3 separate regions of the Homo sapiens genome follow, and regions 1 and 2 are each linked to region 3. Evidence: chromatin loops called from intact Hi-C (ENCODE). Cell type or tissue: Caco-2. All regions are shown on one strand. Each heading gives the region's core, and the rest is flanking DNA. Links, peaks and the distances in the headings are about the cores only. Region 1 overlaps LOC105378316 (a long non-coding RNA gene). Region 2 has its middle 91 kb from the start of IPMK. Region 3 holds the start of IPMK (inositol polyphosphate multikinase).

What was found. A loop is a pair of places that touch in the nucleus more often than their neighbours do. Peaks named below come from ENCODE experiments on the same cell type or tissue, not always from the same donor. Only the 100,000 strongest peaks of a DNase experiment are listed, where the experiment ranks them.
Region 1: a loop joins it to region 3, with 7 times the contacts of the local background. A loop is called at or near these places in 2 of 110 quality-filtered maps.
Region 2: a loop joins it to region 3, with 4 times the contacts of the local background. A loop is called at or near these places in 9 of 110 quality-filtered maps.

What each region holds. Positions count from the first base shown.
Region 1 is chr10:58,462,667-58,473,369 of GRCh38, reverse strand. LOC105378316 (a long non-coding RNA gene) reads right to left here. Exons shown (of 5, transcript XR_945984.3): 2 at 6,032-6,185; 3 at 5,688-5,956. Among named protein-coding and RNA genes, the nearest start is that of BICC1, 45 kb to the left of the region's middle. In Caco-2, for the core only: no CTCF peak of the experiment used is centred there; DNase peaks (open chromatin) are centred at 3,994, 4,429, 4,689 and 5,139.
Region 2 is chr10:58,171,831-58,182,533 of GRCh38, reverse strand. No RefSeq gene overlaps it. Among named protein-coding and RNA genes, the nearest start is that of IPMK, 91 kb to the left of the region's middle. In Caco-2, for the core only: CTCF peaks have their summits at 4,791 and 4,993 (motif pointing left); no DNase peak of the experiment used is centred there.
Region 3 is chr10:58,267,318-58,276,876 of GRCh38, reverse strand. IPMK (inositol polyphosphate multikinase) reads left to right here and starts at 8,983. Exons shown (of 6, transcript NM_152230.5): 1 at 8,983-9,455. The coding sequence starts at 9,266. It overlaps CISD1 (CDGSH iron sulfur domain 1), which reads right to left and starts at 7,715. Exons shown (of 3, transcript NM_018464.5): 1 at 7,573-7,715. The coding sequence starts at 7,603. RefSeq lists silencers at 7,288-7,337, 7,928-7,987, 8,693-9,202 and enhancers at 7,558-7,607, 7,453-8,009, 9,454-9,559. In Caco-2, for the core only: no CTCF peak of the experiment used is centred there; DNase peaks (open chromatin) are centred at 7,796, 8,836 and 9,426; H3K4me3 peaks cover 3,737 bases.

The DNA of each region.
Region 1 (10,703 bases), core at 2,953-6,952, 200 kb before region 3:
TTAATTTAAAGACGGATCAATAGAAACTATTCAAATTGGATCACAGAGAAAAACCAAACTGGAAAGAAAGAGTATGTCCAAATGTGGAACATACTCCAACAGTTTAATAAAGTGTAATAGAGTCTCAAAGGAGAGAAAGGAGAGAGAATGGAGCAGAAGCAATATTTGAAAACACACAACTGAGAAATTTCTAATAGTAATGGAAGATATAAACCCACCAATTCCAGAAGTTCAAGAGTCCCTAAGCAGAATAAGTACAATGCCAACAGTAACACCAACAAACCCACCATACCTGGACACATTGTAGAAATTGTTGAAAAAGAATGACAAGTTCTAAAGCAACCAGAGCTGGGGAAAGCCCAAGTCTTCAGGGGAACTACAATAAGACTGACAGCTAACTTCAAACAAAACAAAACAAAACAAAAAACAAAAAAAAACACTGTGTGGCAGCCACGGAATTGCACCCCTCAGATCTCCCTTCAAGAGATCATGCTGTGGGGCGCTCATCTTATTGACAGCTGCTGCACTGTTAGATCCACTAAAACTTTCATATCAAATCATACTTCCCCTGGGCTGCTTCCAGTCAATGAATTAGCTCAATGGGGGTATGAAAATCAGGCTATATTGGTAGATGCAGAATTTCTTTAACAGGCAATTTGGCTCAGGAGATCTCTACTGACCTGGCCATGAATTTAACAGACCCGTCGATAGTCTGAGGCTCTTCTGGCCTAATCCTTCCTCACCTGTCTTCTTTCACAGGTGCTGGACCTGTCTTGGTGTCTGAAGGTTCTCCCTGCCTACTCCTCTCCTTCTTTTTTTATCCTTTACAGGCATTTCCCCCGAACAAATTTCTTATATTTTTAATCCTATCTTGGTGTCTGCTTCTCATGGAACCCAAAATGACACACTGTGGAAATCAGGAGACGATGTCATGATATTTTTAAAATGAAAAAACAAAAAGGCAAACAAGACCTCTCAACCTAGAATTATACACCAGTAAGAATATTTCCTTCAAATTAAAATAGAATTTGTTGCTAGCTGCACAGCATTGAAGTAAGTACTAAAGGGAGTTCTACCAGCAGAAGGGAAATTTTCTGAGCTAGAAACACAGAAAATTAGAAGGAAATGAAAAACACCGAAAAGACTATAAATCAGTGAATAAATATAAAAGAATACTAACTATTTAAAGCAACAAGGCACAGTGGCTCATGACTGTAATCCCAGAACTTTGGGAGGCTGAGAAGGTAGGTTCGTTTGAGCCCAGAGTTTGATTGCAGCCTAAGCAACATGATGAATCCCTGTCTCTAGGAAAGATACTAAAAAATTAGCCAGGCATGGTGGAGTGTACCTGTAGTCCCAGGTACTTGAGAGGCTGAGGAGGCTGAGGAGGCAGGAGGTCAAGGCTGCAATGAGCTGTGATTGAGCCACTGTACTCCAGCCTGGGCAACACAGCAAGACTCTGTCTCGAAACTACAAATAAACAAATAAAGCAACAACAATAGCATCTTTTGGAGCTTAGAACATGTAACATAGTGTAAAATATGTGACAATAGCAAAAAAGGTAAGAGAAAGGGGCAAATGGAGTCAAGTTATAAGATTCTTACATTCTATGTAGAATTAGATTACTAGTTAAGGTAGACTGTAACTAGTTAAGGATGCATGTTGAAATCGCTAGGGCAATGGTTCTCAACCTGGAGCAATTTCACTCAAGAGGCATTTGACAAAAGAAATTTCACTAAAGAGGCATTTGATAAAAGAGAGAAGGAAAGGAAAGGAAAGGAAGAAAAGAGAAAGAAAGATGAAGGGAGGTAAGAAGGAAGGAAAGAGGGACATATATTTGGCAATATCTGAAGACATTTTTGGTTGTCACAATTATGGGTTGGAGGAGATGTCAAAATTATTCTGCATTGAAACACTAACTAAAAGATGGATATTCTCAGAGTGGATTGAAAAACATGACCCAACTATATGCTGTCTCTAAGAAACTTACTTCAAGCATAATGATATAGGTAGGTTAAAAATAAAGGATACGAAAACATATTCAATGTAAATCTTTAACAAAAGAAAGCTAGAGCGGCTGTATTAATATCAGAGAAAGAAGAATGAAGAGCAAAATAATTTACCAAGGATAAAGAGGGACACTATATAATGATAAAAGGGTTATTTCACCAAGAAGATACAATAAATCCGAAGTATGTTTGCTCCTTACAATAGAACTTCAAGTTGCATGAAACTAAAAGTAGAAGCAGACAAATCCCTCATTATAATAAAAGGCTTCAACTCTCCCTTCTCAGTAATTGATAGAACTAATAAAAAATCAGCAAGGATATTAATAAACTGTAAAACACTATCAACTGACTGGATCTAATTGAAATTTTTAGAACATTCCAGGACCAATAGCAGAATATATATTTTTTTCAAGTGCACATGGAACATTCACCAAGATAGACAGTATCCTGAGTTATAAAATAAAGTTTAACACATTTAAAAGAATTGAAATGATACAAGGTTTATTCTCTGACTATACTAGAATTAAACTAGAAACTGATGATAGAAAGATAACAGGAAATCTCAAAAACTTGACAACACACTTCTAAATAATCCATGCATTAAAGAAGTCTCAAGGGAAATTAGAAAATATTTGGAACTAAATGAAAGTAAAACATACCAAAATTTGCCAGATGACAAAGCAGTGCCTAGCGGGGAATTTATAGCATCAAATGCTAACAGAAAGCACCTTGAGAAACCCAAAAAGAAGAGCAAAATAAACCCAATGCAAGCAGAAGGGAAAACATAATAATGCAGAAATCAATAAAATTGAAAACAGAAAAAGAGAAAGTCAATACAACCAAAATCTTGTTCTGTTAAAAAATTAATAAAATTAAAATTGTATCAAAATTGACAAAGAAAGAAGACATACACTACTGATATCAGGAATTAAAAAGAAAATATCACCTAGACCCCAGCATACATTAAAAAAACAAAGAACTTATACAAGCAATTCCGCACACAAAAATTTGACAACCTAGAAAGAAAAAATGGACAAATGCCTTGAAAACCAAAAATGCCAAAACTCACCCATAATGAAACAGATTATCTGAATAATAGAATAATACAAAAAATTAAATAAATTGAATTCATAGTTTAAAATCTTCTGGAAATAATTCATCCAGCATTTCTATTTGTTTATATTGGTAAGATTTCAGGTTATCTTAGCTCATATATTACCAGCAGTGAAACTCTAAGTTGTTCTGTTTAGTTTTTTAAGCCAATTTGAGTTGAGTTTTCTGTTATGTGAAGAAACAGAAAATAGTGTTATCTCCCAAAACACATCAGAATTTCTAATATTAACCAACCTGTACCCTTCAGAGGACATTTTGATGTTTCAGAATTCTAAAAACACCGTTAAGTTTGTGGAGCTCAAAATAGTATTATAGCTGTTGAGTGTCCAAATACAATACTGAAGTGACTCCGAGAAGTAATTGTAGGAAGCCTGGAAGCAGTGGTAGCCCTAGTAGTAGTAGAGTAACAGTACTTGTGGGTAAGAGATATTAAGTACTTATCTGTGGCACTCCACGAAGAACTGAATATATGAAATACCACTGTACAGTTTTATACATGAGTAAATGGAAATACAGACAATAAGACAAATAAATAAAAACACAGATAAAGTACCACGTAGAATTTTCTGGAGAATAGTTTTCTTCCCAGCCTACAGCCTGGTTGTGCTCCTCCTGCTCTGGAGAAGAATGGATTTAAAAGAATTGTCATTTTTCCCCACCCATAGGAAAATAGCTGAAACAATACATATTTAGTTTCCCAGGGAGTGCTTCCAGCATGAGAAAAACCAAGTTATGGCAGAATCAAGAACCTGCCAATACCAAAAGTGAGCTTTGTTCTCCAGCCTGGACCTGCCTTTTTCATAAATTAGCCCATAGATTCACCATCTGTATTTGCACGCACACACACACACACACACACACACACAACTAGCCAGGAATGGATGCACAGTGTCTATGGCAGAGAGCTCCCAGCTTAACAGGAGGGCTGTATCAATGAGATGGTCAGTCTTTGAGCTGATACAACAATAGTCTTCAAAAAGAACATGCACATTCCCCTTGTTCACTTATTGAAACAGAACCTTGAAAGCACTGCTATGCAGTGTCTCACAGTATGCCCATAAACTTTTGCTAATTTCAAGAAACTACTGCCATTAATCTCCTCAAATTTGATAGGAAAAAAATTATATACAAGTGGGCCGGGCGTGGTGGCTCATGCCTGTAATCCCAGCACTTTGGGAGGCCGAGGCGGGTGGATCATGAGGTCAAGAGATTGAGACCATCCTGACCAACGTGGTGAAACCTCGTCTCTACTAAAAAAAAAAAAAAAAAAAAAAAATTATATGCAAGTGAACTGAAAAAACAAACAGATGAGCACCATTTATTTCTACACTTTCTCCATTCTAATGAGGCAATGGTCCAAGAAACCACATTCCTGCCCTTGTAAATCAACTGCCAACATGAATGTGATTCTTCAGCTATGAGAAAATGTCTTCTAAAGGGTACAGGTTGGTTAATATTGGAAATTCTTGTGTACTTTGGGAGATAACACTATTTGCTCTGATAAGGACTAGTACTTTTTTCTTCCTTTTTATCTGGACATGTCAAGAATCAGTCATGTCATTTTGCATTTTTCCTTTTTCTTCCTCTCACCCTTGCCCCCTTTGGGATTCATGCCAGTAACATGTTTTCCTGATACAGCAGTGAATGTAATCCAGTATTGACATTTCCTATGTTAAATAAAAGTTTGAGACTTAGGAAAAGTACACATTTAGGAATAATAAATAAAAGTTTCAATGTGGAGCAGCTACAAAGCAAGAGTATACTAACCGTACCAATCCAAGTGTATAGCTTTATGACTTTTAAATCTCTTCTTGTAAATAAATTCCCTAGTGTTAGGGTTTACACTTCAAATGAAAAGAAGATGGGTGGATAGAAAGAAAGAAGACAGAGAGAGGGAAAAAAGGAAGGAAAGAAGGAAGGAAGGAAGTTAGGAAGGAAGGAAGGGAGGGAGGGAAGGAGGGAGGGAGGGAAGGGAGGGAGGGAGGGAGGGAAAGGAAGAATGCAGGCAAGTGAGGGAGGAAGGGAGAACTCCAAGTGCGGATTCAAGGCACTTGAGGGAGTAAGCCAACTCTGAATGGCAAAAAAATAAACTACAGCTAACTCTGGAATTTCCAGCTACCTATTGGTTACTGTTTGGAGAGAATTATTGACAGATGGATGTTTACTCTCAGCAAAAAAGCTCCTGTTTTATGAGATTGGTGAGCTTTATGCCTGGAATACAGATGGTTATCAGTAAATTTTTAGTAAATGAATGAGTGAGTAAATGTACAAATTTCTTTTTTTATGTTCATAAAACTGAAGCCTACAGATGTTTAGTGAGTTGCCCAAAGTCATATAGAAATTCCTAGGTGCTTGAAGTATTCTAGATGGAAAATTTAAGAAAGATCACCAATTCAGACCTAAGAGATCTAGATTCTTGTTGTGAGTTTGTTTTGTCATTTCACCTCTCAGGACCTCTACATTGCAGAAGGCAGAGACTCATCTATGTTGTTTTCTCTTGTACCTTCAATGCTTAACACAGTGTTTGGCATATACTAGATGCTCAATAAATATTTAAATACTTACCATTTTCCCATCTGTAATATTTAGTTTGCCTGTATGAAAACTGAGGAGGTTGGCCGTAAGGCTTTCTGAGTGCGTCTTCCAATTCTACCCCTCTGTGGGAGAGGATCTCTGCTTCCAGTCGTTTTTCATACCCTACTTTCTAACTTCCACTGCTCCAGTTGCATGGGAAGGCAAACACAGGTGGGTGAGGTTCCAACATCCTTTCTCCAATGTTATATCATCATCCCTCTGAGCTCTTATTTCCACAAGAAAAACCACAAAAACACAATCTTAATGGAAAACAGTGAATCAATCAATTACTTCATTGTCTATTTTGTAAAATTAGTTCCAGAATCACCACAGACCTCCCAATCTCCAAACCTCAGCAGCCAAAGATTCCCCAAACTTTCACATTAGGTGTTCCAGCCACTCTTCCCTAGAGGGATACTCAAGCCCCTGTGACATTCCTTCTCCTTGTCTTCTGTGGGAGCAGAGGGGAACTCAACAGCAATAAGCAGCCTGGGAAAAAAATAGCAGCCACAATGCTCCATTTATTATAGGATGGTGTCTTGAGGGAAACTTAACTCTCCCATACTCCTAAGGTAAGTCCTTCTCCCTCCTTTCATGACAATTTCCTAGCCAGAAAAATAGTAGCAAAACCTGTACCACAAGCAGGAGAATCTGTCCAAGTGTCAGCACAGCCTTCCTATGGTTCGAAGAGGGAAAGGGCTCACCCACCCAGAAGATGCATGTTTCTCCTCTTTTGACAACTCCCTTCCTGAGAAGGAACAGCCCTGGCAGGGGCTATTCCTCTGTGACTGTGAAGTAATGTGGAGTATTCTGAGGAGGGCCCTGGTCAGGAGTTCAAGAATCCAGTTTACCTCCGACAGACTATGTGACCTTGGAAAATTCATTTTTCTCCAAGCTTCAGATTCCTCCATTTTTAAAATGGATTTTCCCTTTTAAATGATTATAAGATTCCTTTTTAAAAACATTTTTCTTATTTCATAAATAATACACAATCACTGTTGACATTTTTAAAAGTATGGATAAATTAAAAGAAAAAATAACAATAATTCACAATCTTACCACCTAATGATTGACACTGTTAGCATTTTTATGTATTCCTTTTGGTGAGACTGCTTGGGATTTTAGCATCACTGAATATATATCTCCCAGTGAGAGTTGCCTCTTCAAAGCCTTTCCAAGCCTTGCACATGTACCAACAATGCTGCCCATAAATTAGGAAGTTGGGGAACTGCTCTTCGGTAACTCACTCCCTGTAGACTGTGACTCTGTCTTTGGAATGTCCTTGGTAATAATAAGTCATCTGAGGGTCGTAGTGATTATTGGAAGAGTCATTTGAAGACAAATTTACATGATTGGAAGAATGATCAAGCTGAGTACCTCCATTTGTTTTTCTTTATTTTAAAGTCATTCCTATAAAGTTTAAAGACTTTTTCATGTTTCTCTGGTGTTTTCAAAATTTTTGATGTGTACGTTTACAGAAGGAGAGGAATAAATTTCATTATTTTGGAGCAACATTTCTCAAAGTGCGTTCTATAGCACAGCAGATACTGGAAATGCCCTCCAGAAAGAGAGTTCTCTGATCAAAGGAGTTTGGAATAAACTACACACTCCATCTAGTTCCTTAAAGACTCACAAAGAACACTGAATATATTAAAAGCTCTGAGATTTCTCCACAAATAAAGCCCTTTAACTTTAATTAACTGTAGTTTCTAAACTTATTTCAGTTTAAGACACTTACTTGGGAGGTCTCATGAGACTTATTCACTGTCACAAGAACAGCACAGGAAAGACCTGCCCCTATGATTCAATTACCTCTCACTGGGTCCCTCCCACAACGTGTGGAAACTATGGGAGCTACAATTCAAGATACGATTCGGATGAGGACACAGCAAACCCATATCACATGTGAAATATAAAAGTGGAAGCAGCAGTGGGAAGAGCCTTGTAGGAACTTCCAGTCTCCAGCTCCAGTACAGAGAAGCCATCCTTGACTATGTCTCCCAGCGGCCCTTGGGAAGGCAGCCTGCAGAATTAGGGAGGAGTCACAGGGTGAAAGAATCTTCCAGCTGAAATTTGTAACAATTTTGACTGGGCATGAATTTTCTTGAGCAGAATTCAGGGTGCGGGCAAATGGGAATTGCTGCAGATATGAGTGCAGGAGCTGCTGCTGACATTGTGGGCAGAAAGGGAGGGGCAAGGCCTGAAAGCCATTCTTGCCTTCTTAGTGGGGAAACTATGGCCTGGAGAAGGTCTGAGTTCCACATGCAGGCTGCCTGGATCTAAACTCAGTGCTGTTGGCAGGGCACTGTGGGAGTAAGACTGGCCTCACTAACTACATGGGAGCTGGATGAGGCCTTTCACTACCAGCTATCCCCCACTTCTGTGGCAAACTATATGACACAACAGAGGCAGGCATAATGCCCTCTGGAACATAACCCCATTGGCCTGAGAACTATCCCCCAACCCCTCACAGTGGCCATGGCAACCCCCACCCAAGGAGAGTCTGAGAACAGACCCGCCTAACCCTACCGCCACCTAATGGTAGTTCTCTACCTGCCCTGGTAGCTGAAGACAAACACATAAACTCTTAGGAGCTTTATGGTCCCACCCATTGCTTGAGAAACCAGAATACTTCCCCTGGCCAATTTAGGGCAAACCCAAATCCCACTGCTAATACCACAGCTGGTGCTCTCTTGAAAGCACCACCTCCTGGTTGAAGGCCAACCAACTCAGGCCATTATAGCAACTCATGACAGAATAACCTTCCGTCCAGGAAGGAGAAAACTATAGCTAAAACAACTGCCTGAAACTTCCTAGCTAACTAGAGATCCTGAGGGTGTCCACATGACAACTTTACTACTAGCAAAATCAGCATTTGAGAAAACCAGCACACTAAACATATCTACAATCAAGGATTCTCACAGAGTCTCCTTCACTCCCCTGCCACCTCCACCAGATCAGGTGCTAGTATCCATGGCTCGGAGACCTGAAGATGGATCACATCACAGGACTCTTTGCAGATATTCCCCAGCACAAGCCCAGAGCCTGGTAGCCCTGCTGGATGGCTAGACCCAGAAGAGTAACAACAATCATTGCAGTCTGTCTCTCAGGAAGCCCCATACCTAGAGAAAGGGTATGGAGATTCCCTAAAGAACTAAAAGTAGAACTACAATTAGATCCAGCAATCCCACTGCTAGGTACCTACCCAGACAAAAAGAACTCATTATATGAAAAAGACCCTTGCACACACATGTTTATAGCAGCACAATTCACAGTTGCAGAAACACAGAAGTGGCCTAAATTCCCATCAATCAATAAGTGGATAAAGAAAATGTGGTATGTATATACCATGGAATACTACTCATCCATAAAAGGGAATGAAATTATGGCATTGACAGCAACCTGAATGGAGCTGGAGACCATTATTCTAAGTCAAGTAACTCAGGAATGGTAAAACAAATATTGTATGTTCTCACTTATAAGTGGGAGCTAAGATATGAGGACACAAAGGCATAAGAATGATATAATAGATTTGGGGGACACAGGGATAAGGGTGAGAGGAGGGTGAGGGATAAATAACTACCCATCAGGTACAGTGTACACTGCTCGGGTGATGGGTGCACCAAAATCTCAGAAATCACCACTAAACAACTCTTCCATGTAGCCAAAAAACCACCTGTTCCCCAAAAGCTATTACAATAAAGTAAAAATTTTATAAAATATAAAATCAATATTTTTAAGTGTGTGTCTATACTAGTGGGAAAAAAAAAGAAATAACAAGAAAGAGTACATTCAAAGCAGAAAGCAACCCAAAAGCCATTGTTTATTAGGGGTCATCTACAAGTCTCTAGTAGCAGACGGCTTGGGATTAATGGCCCATGCTCAAGTGACAAAATGCAAACCCTGAAATCAGTGCATTATGGAAGGTTGATCCATAGACCACTGAATACATTCAGGAGCTCCAAGAGACAATTAGGTCAATGGATGAAGCAGGGGAAAGATAAACCACACAGAAGTGGGTGGTGAAAAAACTACTACCACTACTACAGTGAGATATCTCATCCTAGTTAAAGTAGCTTATATCCAAAAGACAGGCAATAACGAATACTGGCGACCATGTGGAGAAAAGGAAACCTTGTACACTGTTGGTGAGAATGTAAGTTAATACAGACACTATGGAGAATAGTTTGGAGGTTCCTCAAAAAAAAAAAAACTAAAAATTGAGCTACATATGATCCAGCAATCCCATTGCTGGGTATATACCCAAAAGAGAGGAAATCAGTATATCAAAGAGATCTCTGCATTCCTGTTTGTTGCAGCACTGTTTACAATAATTAAGATTTGGAAGCAACCTAAACGCCCATTAACAGATGAATGGATACAGAAAATGTGGTACATATACACAATGGAGTACTATTCAGCCATAAAGAAGAATGAGATTCAGTCATTTGCAACAATATAGATGGAACTGGACATCATTATGTTAAGTGAAATAAACCAGGCACAGAAAGACAAATATCACATGTTCTTACTCATTTAAATGAGATTCAGTCATTTGCAACAACATAGTTGGAACTGGACATCATTATGTTAAGTGAAATAAACCAGGCACAGAAAGACAAATATCACACGTACTTACTCACTTACTGATTTGATTTCTAAAATCAAATCAATTGAACTCACGGACATAGAGAATAAACAGATGGTTACCAGAGGCTGGGAAGGGTAGCATGAGGTTGTAGGGGGAGGTAGGGATGGTTAATGGGTACCAAAAATAGTTAGAAACAATGAATAAGACCTATTATTGGCTGGGCATGGTGGCTCACGCCTGTAATCCCAACATTTTGGGAGGCCGAGGTGGGTGGATCATGAGGTCAGGAGATCGAGACCATCCTGGCTAACACGGTGAAAACCCATCTCTACTAAAACTATAAAAAATTAGCTGGGCATGGTGGCGCACACCTGTAGTCCCAGCTACTCGGGAGGCTGAGACAGGAGAATTGCTTG
Region 2 (10,703 bases), core at 2,925-6,924, 92 kb after region 3:
AGATGATTTAAAGCATACAGTAAGATATGGGTAGGTTGTATGCAAATGCCACACCATTTTATATCATAGACTTGAGCCTCCACAGATTTTGGAATCCATCTGGAACCAATCCTCTACAGATACCAAAGGATGACTGAATTAGATAAAATTCAGCAAATATGTCACTAATACCACCCTCTCTTTCCCACTATACCAGGTAGTGTCACTGTGAGGTGGAATTCCCTCCTTCTCCCCGAAAGGAGAAAAACCACTGAACTCATAGGGTTCGTTTCCCCTGGCTGGACAGAGACTGGGGACTTGGAGTTAACAATCTTTAACGATAAATAGAAGAGGTGGTCTCCAGAAGAGACGAGGGGTTCTGGGAAAGCACTGATGGCAACATTGTTTACCACGATTGTGACAGTGGTTATACAAATGTTATCTATTTGTCAAGACTTGAGAAACTTATGAACGGTTGCATTTTGTTATATGTAAATTATAATTAAATAGAGTTATGAAAATAAGCAATAGGCAATGTAGGGCCTGCACATGCTCTGCCAACTGTCCTTGTTCTAAGACATACATTCACTTTGTTTTCATGAAAATTAAGCAGTAAAGCACAGAGCAGAACACAATATGACTGAAAGATAAATACATTTTCTGGTTTATAAAGGTTAAATGTCCTTCCCCCAGCAACATCTCTTAGCAGACCACTAATCATTTTAATCTCTAGCTCTTAAACTTGTATTCCAAAAGAACAAATCAGAGATCCATGTATTCAAATTTAGTTTCTTCTGAGTATTCACGCACTTGAACACCCTTCATTTACTTAGATGGATGATAAGTCACCAAGTCGGAAAACATTGGGTTACTTTCTCATGAACTATCCTAATTTTTGGTCTGGTTATTCCGGATATTTTACTGAAGTTAAACTGTGATCTAAGGTATAGTAACTAGAAGTTAAATTGTGATCTAAAGTGTAGTAACAGTAGCTAGTATTCATAGTACAGTAGCTTAGTCCCAGCACTGTACTTTATATGAATTAAGCCATTAGCCATTTAGCAGCCAAAGTAATTAGAAATAGTCACAGTGTAATTTAGCTACTACCTGAGAGCAGTAAATATACCAAAAAGTCTTAGAAAAATACAGATTCCTTTCTGGTGATCCTTAGCTCCATCTTTGGAGTCAACGCCATCTTTCCAGCTGTCTCTGCAACAAAACAAAAAAAAGAGTCATCTTTGACTCTTTCTTCCAAATCCATTCTATTAGTAAGGTTTGTTGGTTCTACCTTCAAAAATACACCCAGAGTCCGACTCCCTCTCACCACCTCCAGTGCTAATACCCTGGTCCAAGTCCCCATGATCTCTTTCCAGGGTTGCCCAGTGGCCTTCTAGATACTTGCATGCTTCCCCTTTTGTCACCCTATCCTCTTTCTCCACTAGCAGTGAGAATGAGGGTGTTAAAATCCGAGTCAAATCATTTCACTCTCCCACTCAAGATCCTCCAATAGTGTCCCATCTCACTTGAATAAAATCCAAAATACTTATGGTGATTTCCAGAGCCTTATATTCTCGAAACTGTGGCTGCCTCTCTGATCTCATTTCCTTCCATTCCTATCATATTTAGCCCTCTGGCTAAGCTGGCACTGCCCTTCGTGCAGTTCTTCCTGCTACGCCTGGAATTTGCACTTGCCTTTACCTGGAACTTTCAACTCTCACATCTTCATAGACTTCTCCCCAACGCTTTCCAGTTCCCCGTGCCTGTATCATTGCCCTAGAAGGCTTTTTGCTGGGTAAGAACAGCCGGTGCCTCATGACTCAGGCATTTTGCACTGTCAAATGTTTCTTCACAGCACTTATTATTATCTGACATATATTATGTTTTTCTTATTTATTTATTGTCTGTCTCTCTCATCCCCTGTCCCAACCCACGCCCCCACACCATATTCTCCCCCTGTAGAAGGGAAGCTCCAGGAGAGCAAAAGCTTTGTCATTTTTGTTCCTGGTTGCTTCTGCAGCATCTAGAACACTGCTTGGGACAGAGTAGGTGCTCCTTATATGTAGAAGGAAAGAAGAAAGAAAGAAAGAAAGAGAGAGAGAGAAAAAAAGAAAGGAAGAAAGAAAGAGAAAGAAGAAAGAAAGAAAGAAAAAGGAAGGAAGAAAGGAAGGAAGAGAGAGAGAGGGAGGAAGGAAGGAAGGAAGGAAGGAAGGAAGGGTAATGTCTTTTTGGTGACTTTAAATTTTAGAGGATAAATATTTGTGATCCTGTTCCCCACTAGCTGCAGGGGCTTTTGAGGGTTCCAAGGGTGTTGGAGCATAAATGGCTCTAGTTGGCTGTGCTCTCAGGTAGTTCTGTTCTCCCTGCTTTTCGACAGCTACTCTCTTTCTTTTGAATAGAAGCTTTTTTAGCAGGCAAGGAAGCTGTATGTTTGGGCGCCCTTCCAGACCTCACCCTTTGTGTCTTTTCACTTAATTCATCCTGGTTTGTATCCTTTATAATATACTGTAATTATAAGTGTAGCACTCTCCTGAGTTCTGTGAGTCATTTTAGTGAATTATTGAACCTGAGGGGGTCCTTGAAACCCCCAGATTTGTAACCAGTTGGTCAGAAGTATGGGAGGCCTGGACACCCCTGAATTGGCATCTGAAATAAGAGCAGTCTTTGCGGGGACTGTGTTCTTTAACTTGCGGAGTCTGAATGCTAACTGGATGGTTAGCATCAGAATTGTATTGCAGTATATTAATATGTGTTGCTGTTTAAAGATGGCTTGGTTAATATATACTTTTGATTGATTCACACTGAACACCCAGCCAACAGCACTGTAACTCATGCCTGAATGAAGCTTATCTTCATGTGTATTTTCTTCCTCACGCATATTACAGCCTTCTACACTTAGGAACACTAGGCAACACCTCAGCACTACTCTTGGTAGGGCCATTTTAAACAGCAATATCACCAAAAAAGTAAATAAAAATAATAAAAGTACCAAAATGCAAAATCATGGCAGTAAATAGACTGTGAAAAGGATACTTGTTTATGTGAGCTGAAACAAGAAGGCAGAACATTACCTTGTTTGATTGCAGCTAGGAAAGCGTGCCTCCGGTGACTCATTTTGTGTGTGTGTGTGTCTGTTCTGTATGTGTCTGCAAATGACTGATAAAATGCTGTCAATATTTATTGTTGTTTTTAGTATTTGTGTTGGGGCTGCAAATAAATTTTAGCAAGTAGGTGAATTTGCAAATATGAAATCCATAAATAGTGAGGCTCAACTCTGTATACATTAAGACATCTCCCCCACCCCTCCCCCACACAAACATGCACATTTGATTACAACCTTCTATCTCACATCTTAAAAAAAATTTGAGGCCTGGTGCAGTGGCTCACTCCTGTAATCCTAGCACTTTGGGAGGCTGAGGTGGGAGAATGACTTGAGGCCAAGAGTTTGAGGCAAGCCTGGGCAGCAAAGCAAAACCCTGTCTCTATAAAAAATTTTTAAAAACCAGCCAGGCATGATGACTCAGGCCTATAGTCCCAAATACTTGTGAGGCTGAGATGGGAGGATCACTTAAGCCCAGGAGTTGGAGGTTACAGCGAGCTATGATCACATCACTGCCTGGACAACAGCCCTTGATCTTGTTTAATTCTGCAGCTGCTTTTTCTGCTCCATAACAAGCCAGGGTGGGACTCAGCTCCTTTTCTTTGATTTCCTCTCACACTAATCACACAGAGACTTTGTTTGTGCAGCAGGATTAAAGGAAGGCTTGGGAATGATAAACTTGGTTGCATTGCAATAACACAAACAAATTGAAATAGAATGTTAAACATCTGTGTCTTAAACTACCCTTTAGTGCCTACATCTCTCCCTCCTGGAATTTTTAACAGTTACTATATCCGAGTCCTTAATGTCTTTATTAAAAACAACAAGCCATCTACCTACTTCAGATCTTAAGCTTAACATCACTGGCAAAGCCTTCCAGTCTCAGTTGTGTTCCCCTGTTTCTCAACAATGTCTGTAAAGAACAGAGGTTTAATTTTACAAAAATGAATTATGATAGCCACTTTTGGCAAGCACAGTTTCAGTAACATTTTTCTTCCTCTATGTTACTGATGTCAAACCTATCTAATCCTCATACAATCTCTATGAGAAAGTTTTATTCCAAATTTACAGATGAGGAAAAGGCCTGGGGAGGTTAAACAGCTTCCAACTCCTGAACACTGCCCAAGCTCACAGAGCTTAGAATGAGTTCAATGCAGATCTAAGAGGCCAAGGGATTTAACTACGGCACTAGATTTGCTTACTTCCCAATTCTGTAATTTCCTTAACAAGGGATACCTGTGTTAGTGATAATATGTTGTGCCATGTATATCACTGTGGAAAAAAACCCCGTCTTTAATCAAATTAAATGCTGAAAATACCATCCAAGTTAAAAGTTAAAGATGTGGGTTTATGGACTCTTGCATTTCATAGAGATACTCTGCGTGGTGAAGAAGCTATTGAAAGGCAATACCAAAAATCAAATTGTTTCTGTTTGAGAGTACTATATAAAAAGGTTTTAAATAAATACTTAATTATATTGGTTAATTAGGTACCTGCAATATTAGGCAATTTTCTGATGTAAGACAATTCTGAAAGTATGCAAATTAAAGAAGTAAAAGTACAATGGTGGAAGCATGTCCAGATTATATAAATGAATTAAAAATTTTCAACTTGTCGCTAAGCAGATTTCTTGCTTTCTTTTAAATATACAGAAAAAGCATATGGATTCTCAAGATAAACCACATATGAAAAAGTTTTAGCTTTTTTTAAAATTTTTACAGCTTCACTGAAATGTCATTCAAGACATATTAGTAAATTTGTGATTTAAATTTAGAAGCCATCACCACAATCCAATTTTAGAACTTTTCTAGCACTTCCCAAATTTCCTTCAATTTCACCTTTTAAGGAGTGTTAAGAGCAGAAAACACACACAATTATCTGACTTAAAGAGAAAAGAAAAATCACCTAGTACCACCTAGTGGTGTATAAGTAGATAGCGAGTTGATTTTGGAATTTTTGAAATCCAATACTCAGACATTTCTCTTCCATGGGATTACAAATTAGCTACTAATATTTCTGGTTTATAATCGAAAGTTAACTTCAAAATATCCACAAGCTTATCCAAAATATTTACTAGATAAATTTTAAAAACTTTAGTTTTAAAAACAAATGATATCCTTTCTTCAAATGAGAGTTTACTTGGAGTCCCAGTATGTTTAGCAGATAAATACTTAGTTTATCATTGGATGGTCTACTCACTCCCCTACTTGCTGAAAATAATTGTAGAAAGTAAAGACTGTGGAGAAATACACAAAACAGAAAGAATAGTTATCTCTGAGTACTGGAAAATAAGTGAGGTTTTCCTTTTGGTTTTATTTTTTCGCTGGAGTGTGTATATATAATTGAAAAAAACTATAATAAGTTGTATTTAGAAATTCAATATAAAATTTTAAAATATTGCAAAAATGCCTACCAAGGTCCTTGCAAAACAGCAATTTTCCATGAATATTATTTGCCCTTCTCGTTTCCTTCCTATTGGTGACAGTAACTCTCCATCACTCACAGGCTGAGGACAAAGGAAAATGTCTATGTCTTATGGTTAGCTTGAGCTGCCATAATTAAGTGTTATATAGACTGGGTGGCTTAAACAATACAAATTCACTTTCTCACAGTTCTTGGGGCTGGTAGTTCAATGGTTAAGGTGGAAGGCAATGATTAATTGGGAATGTCTTCTCTCAGCCTCGCCATGTAATTCCTTGCAGGAGTCTCTGCTAATGTTATCTGGCTTCATGGAAGCTCAATGTCCCATGAGTAATGAAGTCATATTGTGTAAGGTTCATATGGTGAAATGCACATAATTCTGATAGTGTTCCTGGAAAACAGTGCTTTATGATGGAAAAACTATTCAGAGAAAGAATAATTTCAGCAAGTACAGTTATATAAGAAGTCATGTCAAATAGAATAATAGTAGTAAATGCCTAATTTGGATTCCACTTCTGGTTCTGATTCTTACTATCCACGTGACCTTGAGCAAACCACTTGATGTCCTCCTGAGTTTGTTTCTCAACTGTCAAATGGGGATAATAAAAAAATCTACTTTATAGGGTTGTTATGAGAATTAAATGAAATGATAAACATATAGCATATATTAAACACTCAATAAACATTAGGCATTACTACTATTACTTTACATTAATATTATTTTCTTAGGATGGCATATGAAAGATCTGTCTTAACTGTGACTTTGGGGGAAATCTAATCACACCACTCCCATAGGTGTGGATTACAGAACTTTGGGAGAGATAGACACAGTGCTGTCCTTGGTTCTGAAACCACCATACTAGGACATGATTGCTTTGAAACCTCAGGATACTGGTGAATGCTGGTCCAACCTCTTCCAAGAATTTTGAAGCAGGCAAGGGCAAAAGTGGAGGAAATTATGGAGGAGGAGGAGAAGGAGGAGGAGGAAGAGAGAGAGAAGCATAATTCCTAAGAACTTGCTAGGAAAGGGGTGGGAAGAAACCTGCTTGACATTGTTTTCAAAGTGCATTGGTTGCTGTCATCAAGCAAGAAACAACCCCCTTGTATTTGGCAGAGAATTGTAGGTGTGTGCTGAGGGGGTACTTTATATATTCCTTTCCTCAAGCTATCCTTGGTGTACTTCCCTATCTCTGTGCCTAATCACCTTGGTATCAGTACCTAATCAGTAAACTGAAAGTTCACTGAGGGCAAGGACTGGGTCTCCTGCACTCTTGTGAGGACAAAGGAAAATGTCCATGTCTTAGCTTGGGCTGCCATAAAAAGCATTGTAGTCTAGGTGGCTTAAACAATATAAATTTATTTTCTCACAGTTCTGGGGGCTGGAAGTCCAAGGTAAGGTTGCCAGCATAGTTGAATTCTGGTGAGGGCTCTTTTCCTGGCTTGCACATGACCGCCACCTACTCCCTGTGTCCTCGCATAAGGGTGAGGGAGAATGGTGAAGAAAGCTTTATAGAGCAAACTCTCTGGTCTCTTTCTATAAGGACACAAATTCCATTATCACGAGGGCCCCTAATTAGCTCCCAAAGACGCTATTTCCAAATAGCATCACACTAGAGGTTAGGGTTCAACATGTGAAATATGAGGGGACATAAACATTTGAGCGGACATCAATCCACGATATCTTGTAAAGTGGGAAGCACACAGTTTCTGTAACTGAAGGCCCTCAATAAATGGTAGTTTTATAAAAAGAAGCGGCTGTATCCTGGGCCTCACTGTTTTGATGTTACTATATAATTCTACTTTTTCATGTTGCAGATTAAGTAAGTTGAATCTGGTATTAGCACATATGGCTTTGTTATTGTCTTTGTTTCCTTGGCGGTGTGCACCTGCTCAGCATAGAAGATGTGCAGATTGACTGTGCTGAGAATGGCAGTTATCCAGAGGTGTGGAACACTGCAGCATGGAGCCTCCATAGCAGAAAAGGCCAGAGTCTAACTACACTAAGGGATGATTGCTGGGTGGAGCCTGAGTGCATTGTATTCTAGAGTTTAATGTGCACGAATAGCCACGACTTACGTAGCGCTTAGTGTATGCCAGCTGTTCTAAGCATGTTATATATATAGATTCATTTTAATTATTACAAAAACCCTAAGGGATAAAACTGTTATTATTTGAATTTTACAGATGAGGAAATTAAGGCAAAAATATGTAAAAAAAACCTTGACAAAGGTCACACAGTAAGTGTCACAGGGGGAATTTGAATTCAGGCCATTGGATTCCAGTGTTTTAACCACCATGGTATGGTATCCTTCCTAAAATTTAAGTAACACCCTGCAAGGAATTTTCTTCTTGGGTTTAGTCTACTAGCATATACTGTATCTTCCTATGGTTAATATCTAAATACTGTGAGGAGTGGTGGGGGTGGGGGGCAAGACTGAAGATGAGAATTGAGAAGTGGCTTCCTCTGGAAAAGCGATTTACTCAGGTAAGAGAGAGACAGTGTCTTTAAGAAGGTAGCACAGCCTCACCAGGACAGGGTAGAGAGGGCTGATCCATTTGTCTGAGGAGGTTCATAGGGAGTTGGAGTCTTGGTGTAGTCCAAATCTTCTAAATTCTGTCCCACTCCTTTGTGACCAATGCTATAACTGTCATGTAAGAAATCATGAAACTGTGACCTCAGACCTTGGAAGAAATTCAATCTCCAATTATCTTAGCTTTAGTGCTAAATAATAATAGAAAGCCTTTAGTTCATCATGGTTCAGAGAATTTAAGCATTTGAGCTTTTGTCTGTTTAACTTTCTGGTTTTGTTAGAAGTTGCTACTCCGCAATATTGAATTCCTTCAGTTTTTCATACTAGTCTAAGGTCGGAGAATAGCTCAGCTTCCCTAAATCTCTTTTAAAGGTCAGTTTATTCCAGGTGACCATAGGAATTCATTTAATTAGATAATTCACCACAGCATGCTATGGGCTGCTAAAGTCTAGTTTCTGAGCATTAACATAGTTCTTACTACCTTTAAGTCAAATAACCAGTGCCAGATTTTTCCTATCCCTGAGGGTCGAGTGTCTGCAACTAACTCCTGATGACGTAGTGGAAAATTTTGAGCCAGAAATATCATTTCCACCTATGTTCATTTCCTAGGACTGCTGAACCAAATTACTACAAACTGAGTGGCTTAAAACAGTAGAAATTTATTTTCTCATAGTTCTGGAGGCTAGAAGCTCTAAATCAAGGTGCTGGCAGGGCCATGTACACTTTGAAGCCTCCTTGAGCTTTCAGAGACTCAAAGACTCCTTCCTTTGCCTCTTCCTAGCTTCTGGTAACTCCCAGCATTCCTTGGTGTTCTTTGGTTGATATGGTTTGGCTGTGTTCCCGCCCAAATCTCATCTTGAATTGCAGTTCCCATAATCCCCATGTGTCCTGGGAGGAACCAGGTGGAGATAACTGAATCAGGTTTCCCCATCCTGTTCTCGTGATAGTGAGTTAGTTCTCATGAGATCTCATGGTTTTATAATGGGAGTTCCCCTTCACTGGGCACTCATTCTCCTTCCTGCCATAATGTGAAGAAGGATGTGTTTGCTTCTCCTTCTGCCATTGTTAGTTTCCTGAGGCCTCCCAGCCATGCTGAACTGTGAGTCAATTAAACCTCTTTCCTTTATAAAGTACTCAGTCTCGGGAATGTCTTTATTAGCAGCATGAGAATTGACTAATACATTGGTTTATACCTGTCTGACTCCCATCTCTGCCTCTGTCTTTATTTGGCCTTTCCCCCTCTATGTATGTCTGTGTCTCTTTGTCTCTAAATTTTCCTTTCCTTATAAGGACACAAGTTATTGAATTTAAGGCCCACCCTCATCCAGTATGAGCTCATCTTAATTTGATTACATCTGCAAAGAGACTGTTTTAAAATAAGATCATGTTTACAGGTACTGGAAGTTAGAGCTTGAAAATAAATTGTATTTTAGCTTTTTAATTGTTTAATGCTTGCTTTTAAATCAAATTATACAGTCACATAGATTAAAGTGCCAAATCATTCTGAAATTCTTTTTTCAAAGCACCTGTATGCCCTTTATCCCATTTCTTTTCTTGCAGAAAAGTATTTGCTCACAGAAAAACTGAATTTTAAAAATTTTAGCTTTTGTTTCCTGAGCACAGCTACCTGTATTTCAGCTTCTTCCTCAATCTTGCCCTCTTTTACTTGAGTTGCTGGTTGAACATAAATTTTTGTGGGACACAATTTATCATCATTGCCCACAATTGGTGATTATAGTTCCTGTTATCATTTTTTGCATGTCTGGTATCTTCAGGACTCTTACATTCCTGCTAAATGTCTCCTAAGACTTCTGAATTAGACAAAGGGACAAATGACAGGAAAAGCACATTATAAAATGCAGGACACAGGAAAGTGAATGTGCCATCTGAAAGTAGCTAATTTCCGCTGGCTATAATTAGATCCATCCCTAAAATATGGTAAGTTGCTTGACTGGTACTGGGCATTGATGCTGGCAGGCAGGCAGTAGCCCTCCAGTAAAAAGATGATATTGCCAATTCCTGTAATCTCCTCTTTAATACATTTTTTTTCCAAACAAATGTAAATTTTCAACAGATTTTACTTTTGTTTCTACATTTTCTTGTACGGTATGGGGAAGAGGAGACAAGCAGTATAATAGAAAATGATATTTCATTTCTGTTCACTCCAGTAATAAGTGTCAACAGGTCTCTTAACTCTTTCAGTGTTCAACAACATTTCAAGATTCTGCCGGGAAGCCTGGAGGCTAAAATATTTCTGAATTAAAAAATTAAGCTTTTATACATTGATAACACCAGGTTATTCTGTTTCTTGAAAAGTAACTAGAAGCCTTCTGTGAAAAGAAACTATACCATTTCAAATCCACTCGGAGGAGTCAATTATTCCCCCCCAAATATTCTCCTCTGCATTCCATTAAATAATTGATTGGCTTGTCAAATGCCCATTTGGTTTCCAGAGATGGTGTTCTTGATACCAAAGAGGTATTACAAATCCTTGTCAGTGCGTTCAAAAAGGTTTATAGTCCTTTTCATGTGAAAATAATTGATAATATAAAACTATTAGTAAATCATGGCATATCATAAACAGAAATGAAAGGTAGTCTGATTTTCACTATAAGTCGTTGGCTGCCATCAGTCCTCAGGGTTTGAACTATCTAGCAGTTCTGCTTAATAACATC
Region 3 (9,559 bases), core at 5,560-9,559:
ACTTAAAATTATTATTTTAGAGCTGGAGTAAAAAAAACCCAAAGCTCAATAATCATTTAAAAAGTGTTTATAAGTAAATTTTAAATAACATGTGAACTTGCAGGTAACTATTGCTTAAAAAAAAAAAAAGCCCCGAAACATAAAAATTCAGATTACAAATAACATTTTGTTATGTTAACAAAATGACTCCTTTGAGTTTATTTAAATAGTAAGATCCCTTAGTGATTTTTAAATTATTTAATTTACCAAAACTCAATTGCAACTATCACAGAAAGCTGTAAGAGAAATGATACCCAAAGAAACAGATAAACAAAACAAAACCACCCTTAATGTTAATTTTCAAAGGAATATATGTAGCAGGATTCCAGGTTTCAAAGTCATTCTTCATTCAAAAGTCCTTTGTTTAAAATTTCAAAGTGTTTTCTCATTAAAATAAAAATCAGAATGTACTAACTTCATATTTTGTAGAAAACATGATTATATAAGTATAGTTATATTCTCATTTAATAAATTCTAAATATATTTTAATTTTCTATAAAATTTATTTTAAATTTAATGGCATTATTCTGCTTTCTAATAATAAAAAAACTGACTAACAAGCCATCTAGTTATTCTTTTCAAGCAGCTTTTCAAGTCTTTAGAAACCCAAGGACTTAACAACTACCCCAGCTCCAGGCAATGTTGGAGAGAAGAAAGTTCTGCATAATCTGGTTAGCCTCAGCCTCAGAGGAGAGTTGTCTATTCCCAGCATGGAGTGGGCTGCAGGAAGAAGTTGAACAGGGGTCAGGATAAACACACTGGACTCCTTCCCAGCACTTCCTGAGTCAGATCTTCAGTGTTTGAAATAAGTTCCCAGACTATCAAATAAAACCCTAGACAGACAAGTACAAAAAAACACATCCCAAGGCCAAATAAAAACACATAATTAATAATTAGTTGTATAGTTTACTTGCACTATTGAGTCAAATTTCTTATTTCACCATACCTAATAGTACCTTACATAAAACTGGAGCTTAATCTTCTAAAACTGTAATATAAAGGATCATTCTCAGTCTCTTGTATCTTGGTCTTCTTTTCTAGTTTATTTAATAATTTAGACTTTATCTAACTTATTCCTGCATTTTGCTCATCTCGTAAGAGAGCATAATTTCTGCCTCTTCCGGTTTATCCTCACTTTCTAATTAATGTGTTCCTTGGATTTTATTTTCAACCACGGTAGTATTTTTCTTAACAAATTAATTTATACTGTTTTCCTTCCCGTAGCATTATCATTCTTTCTTGCTATAATTCCCTAATAAACACTAATGTTTCGTCTTTCCCAGGTCCTGCATGACTGAGAAGACAAGTTAAGTTAATATATCACCTGACAGCTTCAAACCTTTGGCCTCATCAGAAGACATTTTTTAAGTAGGTACACATTATGTGTAGATTTATCTCCAACTTTAGTGCTGCTTCATGGTATTACCCTGTGGTTATTCCAAGCAGGTCTACAATTTTGCTATGACTTCTGGCTAGATTCATGATCTTCCTTTCTAATGTTATTTACCATGGAACTTTCTTGAGAAAACATTTCCTATGCCAGGAGCTGTAGCAATCCACTTCTTAGCTAATGGAAAGCCACTCTGAATAGCTAATGTACCTATCACAAAATGGGCGAAAATGCTGCTTTGCATAGTATATGCACCACAACATTTGCTGAACATCATCTTTAGTACAAACTTAAAGGGGGGCAATATCCCAAAAGACTAAAATAACGCAACTTCCTTAATGCTGTCGATTTTAGTTACACTTTACTTTTTAGGTGAATTATAAAGTACTTCATAACATATTTGTTTGATGGCACCTGCATATTGCAAACAGTCCTGAGATCCAAAGAACTACAATTGGTTAGTATTGGTTAATTTGTTTCATGACCTAAAAAGAGAATACTATAGGAATTTCTACATGAAACTCATCATGATAAGTGAAAATAATCTCTCCTAGTCATTAAATCCCATTCTTCTTGCATTCTTTTTTCTCATGTAATTTGCCAACTGCACCCACAGGTCACTTTTTTTTTTAAGCTTTACCTCCCTTGGATTTTGTGATGGTGGGAGACAGGACAGAATAACTGACATGGAAAAGGGGTAACACCAAAGGCATCATTGAAAGAAATGGAAACTGACTCCAGATACCCAAGACTAGCTGCCCCATGGGGAATCAAAACACACACTTTGTGCTCTACCCCCAACCCCTAGCAAGGGCCACTTATGACCCTATGCCAATGTCACAGTACCATGTGTTCGAGGAAAATAGCTTTGTATTTGCTCTAAGGTCTTGAGAAAACAATTTCCATTTCTTTTTTTTTTTTCCCTTCCCAAATTCTAATTCTGTAATCTCATTAGGGACAAATGCAACAGTTCCCAGAAGTAAAAAAAAAAAAAAAAAAAAAAAAAAGTTGTTATTTTATCACTTCATGAGTGTAGCCTGAATCATCAGTCTTTTCTGGCAAAAAGCTGTGGATGCCACTGGCAACTCTAAAGGAAAAGGAAACTATACAGAGATAGACAAAAATGATGACAGGTCCAAAAATCAACAATTAGGATAAAGAAAGAACTGAAGACCTGAGAAATTGAACAAATAAAAATAGCAACATCCAATAATCCCTGATAAATGGGTATATGCCTATTAAGAATTGTCATAATCTCAGAAGCAACAAGGAACTTTACTGAGACCCAATTCTTTTTTCTTTTTTCTTTTTTTTTGAGATGGAGTCTTGCTCTGTTGCCCAGGCTGGAGTGCAATGGCACAATCTCAGCTCACTGCAACCTCTGCTCCTGGGTTCAAGCAATTCTCCTGCCTCAGCCTCCCAAGTAGCTGGGATTACAGGCGCCCACCACCACACCTGGCTAATTTTTGTAATTTTAGTAGAGATGGGGTTTCACCATGTTGGCCAGGCCGGTCTTGAACTCCTGACCTCAGGTGATCCGCCTGCCTCGGCCTCCCAAAGTGCTGGGATTACAGGCATGAGCCACCATGACCAGCCCTCGCTTTTCTTTTCTATAGACATTTCTCAAGGACAGTTAATTCCTGTAGTTAGGTCAAACCTCACCCTACCAGACCTTGTGTAATCATGCTTTATATCTACACAAATACCATTAAAGATCACAAATGTAGAGAAAGGTAACACTTCCAATAATTTCTGAATAATCCTCCCATTTGCTTATTCTTCCATTGGAGTACTATTGTATAATCTTTGGTTTTCTCTTTAAAATTATTCAGAGAGAGAGAAAACGTGGACTTGTTCCCAAACTCATCAGCCTTGTATATAACCCAATCTTCAGCTTTTTTTTTTTCTTTTACTGTGAGCATTATTTTGCTTTAACTTAGAAATCTCTCTCGGCTTCTTTTACCTTAGCCCCTTTTCTGCTCTAAACTGCCCTCTCCAGCCCACCATCAACTGCCATAGAATCATAATGTTTCTCCTCTTCTATGAGGAGAGGGGGAGGGGAGCTGTGCTTAAACCCTTCCCTCCCTTAGATCTCCCATAGGCTGGCAGGCCGTGCCTGGTAATTTTTTTTTTTCTCAAGGCCTGGCATATAAGTGATATTCAATAATGTTGGTTGAGTCAAAAGAAATAATGGATGACTAATTTAAATTTGCAATTCCTATGTGCAATTTTTCTATCCTTACACTGCATTGCTCTTATACTAAATGACTTATCTTTACCTTCTTCTTAACCTGCTGTATCAGGGTGTGGAATTTACTCCCTGATACATATATTAAAAACAAACAAACAAACAAACAAAAAACTTCAGGTATATATAAGAAGCTATGTTTTAAAAAAACTTTATTATGGACCATTTCAGACACACACAGGGAATACTATAATGAATCCCATTTACCCTCAATTAGCTCTAACCACCATCAATTTGGCCAGTCTATAGCTCCAAACTCCCCCCTTATTTTTCTTTTTTTTGCGATGGAGTCTCGCACTGTTGCCCAGGCTGGAGTGCAGTGGTGCAATCTCAGCTCACCGCAACCTCTGCCTCCTGGGTTCAAGCAATTCTCGTGCCTCAGCCTCCCAAGTAGCTGGGACTACAGATGCGTGCCACCATGCCTGGCTAATTTTTTGTATTTTTAGTAGAGACGGGGGTTTCACCATGTTGTCCAAGCTGGTCTCGAACTCCTGACCTCATGATCTGCCCGCCTTGGCCTCCCAAAGTGCTGAGATTACAGGCGTGAGCCACCGCACCCAGCCCTCTTATTTTTCATTTATTGTTTATAACTTATAGGAGCTATCCCTTTTATTTTCAGTATGATCCATACCTTTCTTTTCAGACAAAAACCCTTAAATAATGACTTTAAATGACTTGGTGAATTTAGTGAACCAAAACAATATTTTCCTATGTTGTGGTTAAATGAATTAGAAAATTAGTTTCAATAAAATACACAAGAATATGAAAGAGAATAAGAATTTATGAAATGTAATTTTGGTTACAAGCGTTGTAGTGATCAGGGTTTGGGATAGATAATGAAGTACAAGATGAACAGACAAATCCCTATGTTGCAACTTGAGGGTAAAGTAAAAAAAAAAAAGTGATTTCAGGGGAAGGCAGGTTAAGGGATGCCTTTCAAAATTACCTGGTATAGTTGGCTTTTTTTTTTTTTTAAAGATGAGGGTGAATTATGAGTGACTTAAGGCTGAAGAAAATCTTTATGAGGCACTAAATATTTACGAACAACAGATATCACTGAGGCAAAGATTTAAGCAAAAGAAAACGGCATCTGGAGGACATGGAGAGAGAACAGCCTAAGAGTTAACATCTTCCTTGCAAATAGAAGAGAAAGGGTTAAGGGTGAGAGTGATCAATGAGTGCTAGAGTTATCAAGGAGCAGGATGATGTTCAGAAAGGTCATCTATTTGGATATGAGGAGGAATCATAAGAGACTGGACGAGTAGGCAGTGAAGGCCACTTAGTACTAGAAAATATAATAAACTAATGGTCTTATCGACCATACTGGTATCAAGAGCTATCTCAATGATCAGGATCTTAAGAGTATTTCAGTTCCAATCATTCATTCTCACTGCCTCTGCCTGATTCCAGTCCTGGCCTGATTCCCGTTAAATTTTTTTTTATAAACTACCTTTTATTTTTCTTCTGATGATGAACAAGAGTTCTGCATACACGTACACACTTTATATTTAACATATATTTATATAGTGCTTACCACTGTCACATATCATTCTAAACCCTTTATAATTACAAATTCATTTAATTGAGAAGAGACATGATATCTTTCCCCCAATTAAAAGATCTAAATTGATTTTCAATCTGTAGGAATAAACTTGGTTTAAAGTTTGAGAAGAGAACCAAACTTGTGTGTGATCTAAACATTAAAAGTTAAATCCCCTCGACATTCTCTTTCCCTACCTTGCCTACCTACTACTATATTGAGGAGGAAAATGTTGGTAGAAGAGATTTACAAAGGCTTTGGGCCTCTCCCTACAGTCCTCATGACAACTTGCATGCTTTTTGGTGAAATAAAAAATAGTCGGCCGGGCGCGGTGGCTCACGCCTGTAATCCCAGCACTTTGGGAGGCCGAGGCGGGCGAATCACGAGGTCAGGAGATCGAGAGCCATCCCGGCTAAAACGGTGAAACCCCGTCTCTACTAAAAATACAAAAAATTAGCCGGGCGTAGTGGCGGGCGCCTGTAGTCCCAGCTACTTGGGAGGCTGAGGCAGGAGAATGGCATGAACCCGGGAGGCGGAGCTTGCAGTGAGCCGAGATCCCGCCACTGCACTCCAGCCTGGGCGACAGAGCGAGACTCCGCCTCAAAAAAAAAAAAAATAGTCATGGCAACGTGTGGTGTCTCACATATGTAATCTCAGCACTTTGGGAAGCCAGGGGACCAAGGAGAAAGGATGGCTTGGGCCCAGAAGTTCAAGGTTGCAGTGAGCTATGATCACAACACTGCACTCCAGCTTGGGCCACTGAGTGAGACTCTGTCTCAAAAAATAATCACTCCTCCTAACAAAGTTGAATACTTCCAGTTGAAGCCAATAACCTGCTTCAGTGATTTCCTATTCCTTAGGCAATGGAAAATGATTGGGAAAGTTGCCTTTGAATTCCCCTATGGTTAGACTTGAAAAACAAAACAAAACAAAAAACCTTGTCTTGTCTAAAAAAGAAATCCTGCAGACCAGCCTGCAGATAGCGGTAAGTCCTAAGGGGTTCACCCGTTTCACATTTCAATAATATGCAACCTAAATAGAGTTTAGTGTTCATGTACACAAAATGATCCCGTATTTTAAACACACACTGTGGAATCTTTTGGTCCACCTCAAACATGTGCAGTCTTCCTGTAAAATTAAAAATATCAGCGGCACAAGTCACATGAACATCTCATTTCACAAGTCTTAATCCCAAGAGAATATAGTTTTTTAAAAAACAAAAACAAAAATCACACCCTATTTTAAATGCACCAAGCTGCCTCTATTAAAAAAAGTCTCAAGATGAGTATCCTTTAATATAATTTTTGCAAATAATAATCTCTATATCATTAGTAACTTCGAAATGTCATGGAATATCACCCTTAGCCAGGTAAATTTTGTCAACAGAAGTGGAACTCTCCAATTTTTGGAAACTACCTATTAAAAAATTAGGGCTCAAGTTAGTAGGGACTTTTTATTACCTGGCACTACAGATGTTCAATATTTACTGAACGTATTTTTAATTAACCTCTAGACAGTCTCTTTGCCTTTACTCAAAACCTTGCGAAGTGGCGTTTTATAGAGGGGCAAAGATCACATATATTGTGTGTCTGGTACACAGTATTATATTAACAATTATAACATCACCAAGAATGGTTATAAAGTGAAACTCCACATTAAATGACTGCTTATAAAGTCTCTTAATTTTATTATAACGGGACTTTCTGCGAAATACTGTTTCCAAACGCTAGGTACTAGCACAGGGGAAAGAAGACTCAGAAAGCTGAAGGTTCAACGAACGCAGTTTTCAATCCTTTATCCTGGACTACTGCCACCGAGTGTCAGATGCCAGAGGAATAATAAAAAACCGGGAAAACTGAAAACCTCGGATTGCGTTTCATCCCTTAAAAAAAAATCTGCAAAACTAAGATGTGATTAGTCACGCAATGCTTCAGGATTGCAGGAAATCGACGTTGTGGCCCGACGCTGACTGAAACATGAGAAGGGCAAACAGGTTTGCTGTTGTTTTCTCCCACCTTTCCTTCTTTTCCAGGCTATGTGACTTAAGGACATGAAAGCGTCTTAGGGGTGAACAAGAAAAGCTAGCGGCGCGGTCATTAGGTGTTAGGGTTTGGCTAGCTGGGGTAAACGTGGACTCTGGTCCGGCATGGCCCCAAACCATCAATCCATCCCTGACCTCGCCCCCTTTCGCTGTCCGGCCCGGAGCCCGCAGCCGGGCCGAGCGCTTGCCCTTCTGCATCTCAAGGTTATAGGACCGGCGGGCGCGTAGGGCAGTGGTAAAACAACCCAGTCGAACTGCGGGCGCGGCAACCGCTGAGCCTCACCAGCCTCACCCGCTCCCAGGCCCCACTTCACCTCGTACGCTGGAACTGGAAGTCAGACTCATGGCGCCGTCGCTTGCAAGGCGTGTGCACTAGGATACCGAGCTCAAACGGGTTCGCGCGGCCGGCGAGAGTAAAGGTGCCAGCGGCGTACTAAAGCACCGACTCCGCGATGCTACCGCGCAGGCGCCGCGGCGGGTCGTAGGCACGTGTGTGAGCTCGACCCTGGTAGGTGCTGAGCATGCGTGGAGCTGTCCTGGCCATAAGGAAGTCTGGACTCCGGATTTTGACAGCTACGGGAGGTGGGAGGAGGAAAAGACTTAGGTAGCAACAGAGTTTGCGCAACGCCGAGGGGCGGGGCCCTGAAGCCGAGGGGCGGGGCCCTGAAGCCGAGGGGCAGGGCCCTGGGATTAGGGAATCCAGGCCAGATTTTACGTCTCTTCCAGGTGTGTGGGCTTCTGGGGGCAGAAACAGGTGTTAATAGGACACTTACTTTAATCAGATACCTAAGATTTGACCCCAGTTTTTCTTGCTCGGGGCTTGTGACGATTTACCTTCAAGGCCAGGTCCAGCTTTTATATAACATGCCAGCGGCGGACATACAGGAATCAATGACTGAGTCCCATTCCAGAACCTCGCGTAGCTACCGGTGTCCATCCCTTTCTGCTTTTGATATAATTATCTACTCAGGACCTTGGAACCTGCACTATCTTAAAGGTCGAGTGGGAGAGAAAAAACTTGCTCCTTTCTTTAAAAAACATGTTCACTTAAAAAAATTAGAAGTTTTCTCTGTCTTCTACAGTCTGAAATTCGTGTCGGTTCCAATTTTATTTTATTTTTATGTGTTTTACTTTTTGGTAAGAGCGGTTTAGAGACAGCAATCCGGGGAGGGGGGCTGAGATTAACTCGAAGGGTATTTTGAAGGCGCATCTCTAATAAGCTGCCTGCTTTTACTTCTGTTGTTTTCGTGCGGGGTGGGAGTTGGAGGGAGTTGAGTGCAGTTAGGGGTGGCCTTTAGAGCCACCCTTGGCAATGCTAGTGCCTTCCAATTCTTGCCGGACTGCTCCGCACACTTAGAAGTCCCTGGCTTCTCTGAGCTGACGCGCTGAGAAGCGTGTTGAATGAATGAGGCCACAGCAGCACGCGTGACTTCGAAATGCCCGCGGGGTGGGGGTGAGAAGAAACAGGGGTGCGCTCGCCCTATCCCTGTCGCCGTCGCCAGGTCCTGGCAGCACGGCGCGCCCGCCCCGCTGACTTGGGGGGCCGGAATCCCGTTGGACGGCCTCTGGGCATGCTCAGTAGCGGCGGCAGCGGCGGTGCGGGCGGCGGTGACGCGCGCGCGGCAGCTGAGGGGACTGGAGGACGGCGGGAGGGGGCGGGGGCGCAGGAGGTGGGNCCGCCGTCGCCGTCAGGGCCCCAGGGAGCGCGGGGCGCCGCTGCTGCTGTTCTTCGGCTCGGTTCTGTCTACCGGGCAGCGCCGGGGCCGGCGGCTGCGGCGGCAGAGGAACAGGAGCCGGGAGCCGCGTTCCGCCGAGAGTTGGGCAGAGGAGCGCCCGCGCCCCGGCGGCGTCATGGGCCCCCTCCCCGCGCTTCAGAGGGCACCAGCCGCGGGAACCCCCGGGCCTCCTCGCGCCCGAGCCTGAGCGACCCTCGGGTTCTCCGGCGCCCCCTCCCTCGCCCTATTTTTTTTCCTACTCTCGCTGCCGTTACCGCTTCTGCTCTCCGTTATGGCAACAGAGCCACCATCCCCCCTCCGGGTCGAGGCGCCGGGCCCCCCAGAAATGCGGACCTCACCGGCGATCGAGTCCACCCCTGAGGGCACCCCGCAGCCGGCGGGCGGCAGACTCCGCTTCCTCAACGGCTGCGTGCCCCTCTCGCATCAGGTGGCCGGGCACATGTACGGGAAGGACAAAGTGGGTAAGTGGGGGTGGCATAGGTCTCGCCGCTCCCCTTCCGCCTGTGCGAGCCCCCTGTCAGCGGAGGCAGCCTAGCGCTCTCGGGCCTGCCTGGACGCCCCCCTG